Regions from separate parts of the Homo sapiens genome. Here region 1 is linked to region 2. Evidence: read pairs that join two places in POLR2A ChIA-PET (ENCODE). Cell type or tissue: PC-3. All regions are shown on one strand. Each heading gives the region's core, and the rest is flanking DNA. Links, peaks and the distances in the headings are about the cores only.

Region 1 (5,558 bases), core at 144-5,143, 350 kb after region 2:
AAGACTGTTCTGCACGCAGTTCAACAATTGCATAGAGCAACCAAGGTGTCCTAAGTCATCATATTGTGCATGCACGCAAAATAATGGCCAGCATGTTGAATGAGATGATACATGCCAGGCTCTGTGCTTGGCATTTTCCATGCATTGTCTCACTTAAATCTCATAACCCTGAGATAGATACACTCATTATCACCATTTCACAGAAAAGAAAAAAAAGCTTAAAGAGATTTTAGAACTTACCTGAGGTTATATAGCTAGGAAGTAGCATGAACCCAGCCTATCAAAGCTCAAGTTTAACCACTCTACTACCTATCTATTATACGTCTTCCAGCCTTTTGAAAGGATAATTAACACACTGCTTTTCAATATTTTTGTTTTAATCTATAAAGTGTTCCACACTGTCTTTGTGAAGTAGAAAATCAGCAGGTACTGTGAATTAAGTAATAGACTGGAAAACTAGGTTCTGATCATAATTTGGGCACTAAATAGTGGGCAAGCCATTCAAAATCTCTGTCCTGCGAATCCTCTGCTTTAAAATAAAGTTATTGTGTTTTACATCTAAAACCCATTTCATGGGTTTAGATGTAAACCCATGAAATTGACTATTTGACTAAGAGTTGGTTTCATGGATGAAAAGTTGCAATTTCTTTTTTCTTTTCTTTTTTTTTTTTTTTTTTTGGCTTAGACGGAGTCTCGTTTTATTGCCCAGGCTGACTGCAGTGGCGAGATCTCAGCTCACTGCAAGCTCCGCCTCCTGGGTTCACACCATTCTTCTGCCTCAGCTTCCGGAGTAGCTGGGACTACAGATGCTCTGCTGATTTTTTTTTTTTTTTTTTTTAAGACGAAGTCTTGCTCTGTTGCCCAGGCTGGAGTGCAGTGGCGCGATCTCGGCTCACTGCAAGCTCCGTCTCCCGGGTTTACGCCATTCTCCTGCCTCAGCCTCCCGAGTAGCTGGGACTACAGGCACCCGCCACCATGCCCCTATTTTTTTTTTTGTATTTTTAGTAGAGACGGGGTTTCACCGTGGTCTCGATCTCCTGACCTCGTGATCCACCCGCCTTGGCCTCCCAAAGTGCTGTGATTACAGGCGTGAGCCACCATGCCCCGCCTAATTTTTTCTATTTTTAGTGGAGACGGGGTTTCACTGTGTTAGCCAGGATGGTCTGATCTCCTGACCTCATGATCCGCCCGCCTCGGCCTCCCAAAGGCATTTTCTTAACCATCACAAAATGTGTAGAGGACAGTTCCTTGGTATTTACCTGACTTAGTAACATGGAGCATTTTCTCATTGAAAGCTCCAAGGCCTGGCACTTTCTCTTCTTCTTGGCACCTTTGCTTCTGGGATTTCACTTTCTACTGCAATATCTTCTCTCCTAGATCTTTATTATCTCTACCCAAATTCACTTTGTAACCAACATACAATTAAAGGTGAAAATGTCATAATAAAATCCATCTGCTTTATCTATCCAAGGCTGGAGACTTTCTTCAAAACCAAGGACGTTGTTAAATTGCTGACTACCCTAACTAAGGGTACTAGTCCTTGGTATGCCTGAGAAACAATAGCATAGTACTATTACTGGTGACCAAATCATTTGAGATTAAGAAGAAAATAAACTCATTTCCAGAGTTGGTCATGGGAGGAGAGGGGAGAGAGGAGAGAGGAGACCCTTTTAATAATCAATTATTAACTCGTTCTGCCCATGAAAATATTTTTCAGACTTGCTTCCAACCCTTAAGAATGGAGGAAAAGAATACAAAATGACATCAGCCCAGTCATTATTTTCATTCTCTCCAATACCAGTAGGTAGATTTTTGGCTGATAAATCATAGTTTTCAAATTCCTCCGATGGAAAATTCTTTGACTATAATGATTGAATACCCATTAATGTTGACAAAGTTGGACTGCCTGGCCTTGTTCTTAGGTTAAAACTGATGAGCAGACCCACTCCTTACCTTGATGATGTAAAAAAGACTAACACAATCCTAGTACAAAACAATTTTATGACTCTGGCCAGTGACTACTTGGAAAGAAAAAGACATCAAACTTTCCCCCCAAATTTTGATAATACCAAATGTCCTCCCCAAAAGGTGTTGAATAGGAGAAAGAGAAAATAGAGATGCCAGTGATACTGTACAAAATCAAATCTGAATTTCGACTATTGCAACCTAATAGGGGTTTAGTCACTTAAGAAAAAAAAAAACCTATTATTGGACACTTACATGTGCCAGGTGATATGAAGATAAAGAATACCATTCTTCCCTGAAGGAGTTGACAGTGTACTTACTGAAGGAGATGGTGAAGTAATCAGAGAATTCTAAGTTAGATTTGAGTGCTTTCCCCACCACGACCCATCACACCCACAGCAGAGTTGGTCTAATTCTAGCTTTAGGAATCAGTTCACACCAGCTCCTTGAACAGTTGGATCCATAACCAAAAACCACAAGATGAGGGGTGAAATGTTCAGCCATCTCTGTAACAATGACTCAAGCAGTCAGAAGCCCACAGAAGGCTGGAGCTGTATTGGAGATGCTGCTGCCAAAGCTTCATGCTGACTCCATCTGTGTCATCAGCATTAACATCACACCTCCTCAACATCTTGGGGCAGAGCTCACTTCTGACATTTTCACACTAGCAGCCAGTCAGATTCTGAAACTGATGTTTATGCTGCTGACATGTCATCTTCTTTTAGCCCTCTTGCATCAGTCTGTCTGCTGTGCCTTTTCCACAGCGCAGCTCAGCTCAGTGTGGATCACAGGCAGTCAAAAAAAAAACAAGACAGGAAGTAACCCTAACGTCATGGAGTCCCTCCACAGGAGATGAGTAATTTGTGGGGAAATATTAATGTTCTGAGTGTCCTCATCCCATCCTCTCCTGTTTTCATATTTCTGGTCCCACTGGCCCAAGCATCTTATTCCTCCACGTTCTTTGCCCTGATGCAGAGAAGCTGGCTTTGTTGTTCTTCTTAAGGACACTTCAGCCTTTTGCTTTCAATCAGCCAGCTCTTCATTCAAGAGATCACCCTTTTGCTTCCTTGTGTCCATCACAATTTTCTTCTCAAGATAATCACCTCAGGTCCATAAGAGGCTGCTCCAGACACTTTGCAATGAATATGCTAATGTTGTCCTGTTTTTTAATTCTGTGATTTTTGAAAAATCTCCAGAAGTTAGTATTATTCCAATTTAAGTTACATTTACCACATATTTACTACTTTCCTGATGTTTTTCCTTTTTTTTTTTTTTTGAGACGAAGTCTCGCTGTGTTGCCAGGCTAGAGTGCAGTGGTGTGATGGCTTACTGCAACCTCCGCCTCCCAGGTTCAAGCCATTCTCCTGCCTCAGCCTCCTGAGTAGCTGGGACTACAGGTGCGTGCCACCACACCCAGCTAATTTTTGTATTTTTGGTAGAGATGGGGTTTCACCATGTTGGTCAGGATGGTCTCAATCTCTTGACCTTGTGATCCGCCTGCCTCGACCTCTCCAGTGCTGTGATTATAGGCATGAGCCACCGCGCCTGGCCCCTGAATTTTTTCTTGTACCTTAGAACATCTATCTGCAATTTTCCTTCTGCATGAAGAACACGTGTTAGAATTTCCTTTGAAGAAAATGTGCTGATGACAAACTCAGCTTTTGTTTATTTAAAAATAACTTTATTTACTTTTATCTTGAATTATTTACTTTTATCTTGAAATATGCTTTCCCTGAGTGTGGAATTCTTGGTTGGCAGTTACTACATCAAACTGAGAATAATCCACTATCTTCTGGCTTCTGTTGTTGCTACTGAGAAGTCAACTTCAGACTAACTTTTATTCTTTTAAAGATAATATATCTTTTTGCTGTGGCTGCTTTTAAGATTTTTCTCTTTGTCTCTGGTGTTGTACAGTTTTCCTATGATGCGTCTAGGTATAGATATCTTTTTATTTATCTGGTTGGGGACAAATTCTAAAAGAGCTATAACACTAGTTATGGCATTTTTATTTCCAGGGGTTCTCTATTTGGCTCTTTCATCAAATTTGTGATATCATTTTTATAGTATCCTATTACTTGAAGTCATTTTCAAACTTGTCTTCTATTTCTCTGAGCATATTTAACATGTCTATTTTATAGGCTTTCTCTGATATTCCAATATCTGAAATAACTGCAAGACTTTTTCTTTTTGTTTTTTGTTTGCTTTTATTGGTTCTTATGCATGTCAATTTGTTTTCTTATAGGCTTGGTTATCTTTGGCAGTGTGATGACTTTTTTTTTTTTTTTTTGAGATGGAGTTTCACTCTTCTTGCCCAGGCTGGAGTACAATGGCATGATCTCGACTCACTGCAACCTCCACCTCCCAGATTCAAACGATTCTCCTGCCTCAGCCTCCCGAGTAGCTAGGATTATAAGCATGCACCACTATGCTTGGCTAAATTTTTTCTTATTATTATTATCTAGTAGAGACGGGGTTTCACCATGTTAGTTAGGCTGATTTTGAACTCCTGACCTCAGGTGATCCACCCGCCTCAGTCTCCCAAAGTGCTGGGATTACAGGCGTGCACCACCACGCCCAGCCTGTGATGACCTTTCTACTCCGGGAAAAAAAAAAAAAGTCATTGGAATGATCTCAGGCTTTCTTCATAGAGTACTTGGATTTTCTTCTGTCGGGTGCCCAAGAAAACCACCAATTGAGAACCATCTTGTTTTGTCTTTTATTAGATTTCTCACCTTGTTTGAACCCTGGATTTTTATCTCTGTAATCCTCATCTTACATCAAAACAATAGTTTAAAAGTGCAAGAGTACCCTCGGAAGAAAATAAGCTTCCATGGTCAGCTTTCCTTTCAAGATTTCTGGTTTCTCTTCAGCTTCTCTTGTCAGTTCTTTGATGTTTTAAGATTTTTTTTCAGAAGGAATGGTACCAGTTCCTCCTTGTACCTCTGGTAGAATTCGGCTGTGAATCCATCTGGTCCTGGACTCTTTTTGGTTGGTAAACTATTGATTATTGCCACAATTTCAGAGCCTGTTATTGGTCTATTCAGAGATTCAACTTCTTCCTGGTTTAGTCTTGGGAGAGTGTATGTGTCGAGGAATGTATCCATTTCTTCTAGATTTTCTAGTTTATTTGCGTAGAGGTGTTTGTAGTATTCTCTGATGGTAGTTTGTATTTCTGTGGGATCGGTGGTGATATCCCCTTTATCATTTTTTATTGTGTCTATTTGATTCTTCTCTCTTTTTTTCTTTATTAGTCTTGCTAGCGGTCTATCAATTTTGTTGATCCTTTCAAAAAACCAGCTCCTGGATTCATTGATTCTTTGAAGGGTTTTTTGTGTCTCTATTTCCTTCAGTTCTGCTCTGATTTTAGTTATTTCTTGCCTTCTGCTAGCTTTTGAATGTGTTTGCTCTTGCTTTTCTAGTTCTTTTAATTGTGATGTTAGGGTGTCAATTTTGGATCTTTCCTGCTTTCTCTTGTAGGCATTTAGTGCTATAAATTTCCCTCTACACACTGCTTTGAATGTGTCCCAGAGATTCTGGTATGTGGTGTCTTTGTTCTCGTTGGTTTCAAAGAACATCTTTATTTCTGCCTTCAT
Region 2 (5,558 bases), core at 434-5,433:
GTATATGCCTCTATAAGTATTTATTCAAAAAATAAAACACAGCCAAACATAATACAAAAAGTATGCCATAAATGTTCTATTTTAGGAGTTTTTCTGCATGAAGCAATTGAGATTTTAGAATAGGGATCTAATATCTTTTCAACTAGGGACACTTCTTTTCCTGGTGAATGTCTCTGTATTAAGCACAGGCATTCTTCATTGCTTCATTAACCTTCAGATTTATTCAAAAATAGGGATATTTATATATAAATTTTTCTATTTGCCAATTAAATGTGCATAAATGTAACTTTTTTAGATGTTGTATGTGGGTGGAGTAATTTCTATGAAAAATCTTTAGCCATCTCTTTCTCTTCATTTCAACAAGATGATTGGCCCCCATCATCTTATCAGTGTTGTCAATTTGGTACTTTGTAGATATTGGCTGCAAATCTTAAACAGATATAAACAGGAGCTTCCACTATTCTTATTTATAATAAGTACATAAACTTAAATCAGAGATAGGAAGCACCTATATGATTTTTTAAAAAGACATAGTGGACCCTTTAATCTAAATTCTGTTTCTTCTCTGGTATAAAAAAAAGTCACTTTTTGGAGGTTAAAAACTATATTTTAGTGCTTTGCTTGAACAAAATTTACAAAACACAACTCAGTAAGCTATTTCATAAATGTTTTGCAATTGTAATGATCTTAGTTTGGGCTGCTATAACAAAATAGTATAAACTGGGTGGCTTATAAACAACAGGAACTTATTTCTGACATTTCTGGAGTCTGTAGGTTCAATATCAGAGTACCCGCCTGGTTGTGCAGGTTCCTCTCCTGAGTTATACACTGCCAACTTTTTGTTGTATCCTCACATGGTGGAAAGAGAACTCTCTGCAGTCCCTTTTATAAGGACACTAATGCCATTCATGAGGGCTCCACCCTCATAACCTAATTTTTCCCCAAAAGCCCCACCTCCTAATACCGTCACATTGGGGGTTAGGATTTCAAGATATAAATATTGGAGGGGCACTTATATTCAGTCCATTGTAATAATAAAACGTATAAGATAGATGTTTTAAAAATACTTTTTAAGATTCTTTCATATTAGTGATCAAGTGAATTTGAAGCAAAAGGGGAATAACCATAGTATTGAGCTCATAGGGTTGTAGGGGAAATGAAGTGATATTGTCCATGTAAAGTAACTTAGGGCAATGCATGGCCCATGGTAAGTGACTAATACATTACTGTAGTAGGTATAAGATGGTGATGGGATTCCTTAAGAAAAATTCCATAAAATTGACAAAATTAGGGCGCTGTTCTTAGTTAGCTGCTGTGTGTGTGTGTGGTTTGTATGTGTGTGTTGTGGGTGGGGGGTGACAGAAGATTACTATAGCCAGCATCAGTTTATCAAGCATGAATTTAAAGAATGAATTGAAAGAAACAATTCGTCCAGCTTTTATGTGCCAGGTACTGTAGTAAGCATGTTAGATACACATTGTATTTAGTCCTTATGATAGCCCTGCAGAGTAAGTTGTATTAACCCAATTGTATGAATGAGGAAATTGAGTTGGGAGGAAATGATTAAATGCTACAATGGGAGAGCTGTCTGCAATTTGTTAAGTAAATTAAAAGACTGACCTTATCTACTAAGCTGTCCATAAAAGAGCAAAATCCTTACCAAGGTCACCATGGGATTTGATTCCTAAGTCCTCAGTCTTCACTATTCTAAGTTATTGACTTGCTCATCTAAATCCAACCTAAATTCAAATGCATGTTGCTGGTTTGATCAGAATCAAGAAATTTGCTTACTCTGCAATTAGTCATCGGATTTGCCTCTGAACATGTATGTAGAGATGGTTCACTCTTTTGTACTGGTAAAGGCTGAAGACAAAAAGAAAATCTCACCTTTTGTCCCTTGAAAGAAAAAGCTTTTCCCATTCCAGAAGACCATGGTATAGTTTCCTTAAAAACTAGCTGTGTTTCAAACTCAAATGACTCTTGCTGTGGTTGATGAAAAGCACAATATTCCTTCTCTCTTCCTGTAGGAATGCAGAAATAGGAAAACAGAAAGAAAAAAAAGAAAAGAAAAAAGAAAGAGAAAGAAAGAAAGAAAAGAAAGAAAGAAGGAAAGAAGGAGGGAGGGAGGAAGGAAGGAAGGAAGGATCTAATTTATTTTTTTCTATTCAGAACAGAAAAAATCAATTAGAACAATAACTTTTTTTTTCTCCCAAGGGGAAAACCAAGTTGTAGCAACTCTTTGGAGACTTGGAAGGATGTCATACCCCATTCATTTATGGCAATCAGTTGTTGAACACTTAGCAACTTCATTTATAAATGAAGGAGAACAGTTTGGCTGGCAGAACAACTTACAAATATTATATTTTGTACCTGAGTTTATTCTAGAACAAAATATATATCAATACAAGCATTTAGAACACTTATTATGGAAATGTCAAACCTCCAGTTTTTAACCCTTTGAGTGTTTTTTTAAAGACGTGAACATGTAAACTCTTCACTGAGTCTATAGCTGACCCCATGAAAACAGGAAAACATGATGCCAGAGCCTCAAAATGTTTCTTTCTTTCTGTAACTTGGATGGAGAGGTGGAGAATTCTCATTCTGGAAGGGAGAGGAGAACTGCCTGGTTTCCATTCTGAGCTTAGTATAAGAATAACTCTGTGCAAATATATGAAGGATTTATATTTTTCAATAATGAAAAAACAATTTGCCCACCCGCAACCACCAAGGCCAGTTTAGAACAGGAGAGATTTAGGGTAGTTTTAGCATGGGGCTTAATGGCTAGAAAGAGTAACTAAAGATATAAATTAGTTACTAGGAGGAATTGTGATCTTCTTTTTCCCAGAGAATTTTAAAAATCTGCTCAGCATCCATTTTGGATAACCTAGTTGCTCTTCCATCTAGAAACAGGCACCTGCACTCATGATTCTCGTGGGCCCAGATGTGGCAGAAGTTCTTTTCCCCTCTCCATCTCAGGACTTATTTATACAGTGTATGTATTTTATAATTTATGCTACAAGTGAATCACAATTTGTCATCGTTCAATGGCCAGCTCACTTGCTTCTTTTGGCTAATTGTAGAGGAACTGAACTCCCTGGAGAGAGGGAGAGAAACAGGCAAGAGGGCAGAGACCCAATGGTGCTGCCTCCAAGGAGCCAGTGACTCAGCCCTGAGTTCCCCCACCCCCAACCAACTTCATGAAACCACAGCCCCCCTAATGCACAGTTTAACATTTTCTTTAGTGGTGCAACCTTGTTCTGAGATTACAGGGAATGCTGAGTTTTATTAGGGTTCTTTCAACAAACTCATTTAATTGTTGCTGCCCCTTAGCTAGTGCTGAGTCACTCTCAAACTTCACAGCATTCCACGACAGCTCATCCTTCTTGACTTTCCTTTTTTTTTCCCTTTTCCTTTTTCCTTTTTTAAGTTCTCTTAATATTTTTTATTCCCAACAGACTTGTCTTTGGACAAAATTGAGAAGAACTCATAAACTTGGCTTCCTCGCTTCTGCTCCTCAGGTAAGTTTAATTCCTATTTCTATTATGCAACGTCATTGAAGAATATTTTCCCAGGTTTCTGTTGAAGAACTGCCTTTTTTTATCTTTTCGATGCTGGCACTCTTTTAGAATTAACCATGGAAAAACTTGATGACACTTCCATCCTTCTTGTAAAATTCATCTTTGGAGTAATTTTACAGTGTGCGTTTTCCCCTTGGACATTTTAAAGAGCTGGATTTCCGCCTCTTTGCAGAGCATTTTAGCAGCTGTGTCTCATTTGCTTTGCAAGGGCATTTGAAGAAATTGCTATTTTGTAAGCTGCTTAACATATGAAATAATTGTTTTAAAGCACTTTACAGTTTGCTTAGTGCTTTCTGTTGTTTTACACCGTCATTTCTTATAGAAGCTCAGGATGTATTATTTACATTTTTCAGAGAAGGAAATAGAGGTACTGAAGACATGACAGCAGCTTGGCAGGGCAGTTAATCTCCTAAATTAATCAACAGATTAAAATTTCTCCCTTCAGATCCTTTAATGCCTATGACCAGAAAGCCTCATACCTTTTGACCTAAACAGGTAGACAGACATACCTGCTTTGCTTCACAGTAATTTGCAGTCTAGCTAGTTTTGGATCTACCCTAATAAACTGCCTCAGTGATTGGAAGTCAGAACACTGTTTGGACAGATTAAACATTGTTTGGTTGTTTTTATTAAAAGTGATGTACTGGGTGGCTAAAAGCACTTGTTTTGGAGTCAGACTGCTTGGGGTTAAATCCAAGTTCCAACCTGTATCAGCTGTGTGGGCTTTGGTGAATTACTTAACCTCTCTCAGCCTCCTTTTTCTTACATGTGAAATGGGAACAATAATTGCAAATTCATGGAATTATTGTTGTGAGCCTTAATTGAATTAATCCCTATAAAGCTCTAAGCACAGCGCCCAGCACACTGTAAGCCTTCAGTAAATGTTAGCTGTCAGCGTATAGTGGTTCAAAAGGTGGTTACCTGGCCATTTTTCCTGAGGTTCATTTAGGTTGATTTGTTTCATGAAATTATACATCTGGCCCAGTCAAGACCAGATATCTTAGTGGTCTTAACAGATAATTGGTGGGTAGACAGAACTTGTACTAGTGCTTCCTCTGCTTTAGAGCGCTGTGATAATTATAACGTCTCATTCCTCTCTCTAAAACACAAAGTGGCAATGTTGTTTCTCCTGAGTAATTTGCAGCATAGACAAAGGGCCCCATTCAGTACTGCCCATGGTATTCAACCTAGCACTTTTGGAAGGGTAGCACACAAAAAGGCAAAGACAACGTGGGTTTTCTTAAAGTTCAAGGAGAAAGTAAGGTGCAGAAGAAGTAGTACTGATCTGTGTAGTTGTGAACTGGCTGTCGTTAGAACACATAGGACTCAGTCCCACATCTGCTTCTCACTTCCTGGGTAAGCTGGGCAACACATTCTGCTTCTCTGTACGTTTGTTTCTCCAATTATAAACGGGAATGATAATACCTGCAGGATGGCCAACTTGTCCCTTATTTGCCTTGGCCACTCCCATGGCAAGTGCTATGTCCCAAAAGCCTCTCAGTCCTGGGGAAAACTAGGATAGTTGGTCACCCTAAATACCTGCCTCTCTTTTCTTACTGTGTTCACCATACGGGCAGCAGAATAAAAGTGCTTTGACATTTCATGAACCGAAGAATATAATAATCAGCTCAATTCTGAACACCCAAGTTCCAAAAATAGTGCTTTGGGGTATTGGAAGAAAAACATAGCAATATGGTATATTATAGTACATTAGTTCTTAAGTAAGAATAATGCACCTTAATTCTTGGTGCCTCATTCTTGGTGCTTAGAAATATGTAACTGGAATCATGGTTTATATCATCCTTACGTGTTTACATACATGTAATTGAAAGTACACAGGAGTATTTATAGAGAACATTTAAGAAAAGTACTTTCAGGTGGTCATGACGATAATTTGCATTGGAAAAACCTCATTTGGATCATCTTAACTTCTTGAAAAGTTCTGTTTTGTACCCAAGGCATATTTTGGATGTGATTGCC

What was found. Peaks named below come from ENCODE experiments on the same cell type or tissue, not always from the same donor. Only the 100,000 strongest peaks of a DNase experiment are listed, where the experiment ranks them.
Region 1: POLR2A ChIA-PET joins it to region 2 with 36 read pairs; 3 of 35 experiments call an interaction of 5 or more read pairs at or near these places.

Annotation. Positions count from the first base shown.
Region 1 is chr11:121,826,496-121,832,053 of GRCh38, reverse strand. No RefSeq gene overlaps it. Among named protein-coding and RNA genes, the nearest start is that of MIR125B1, 270 kb to the left of the region's middle. In PC-3, for the core only: no CTCF peak of the experiment used is centred there; a DNase peak (open chromatin) is centred at 2,683; H3K27ac peaks cover 2,360 bases.
Region 2 is chr11:122,178,296-122,183,853 of GRCh38, reverse strand. It overlaps MIR100HG (mir-100-let-7a-2-mir-125b-1 cluster host gene), which reads left to right. Exons shown (of 5, transcript NR_137179.1): 3 at 3,456-3,518. Among named protein-coding and RNA genes, the nearest start is that of MIR100, 29 kb to the right of the region's middle. RefSeq lists an enhancer at 2,528-3,727. In PC-3, for the core only: no CTCF peak of the experiment used is centred there; DNase peaks (open chromatin) are centred at 3,183 and 4,973; H3K4me3 peaks cover 3,143 bases; H3K27ac peaks cover 4,787 bases.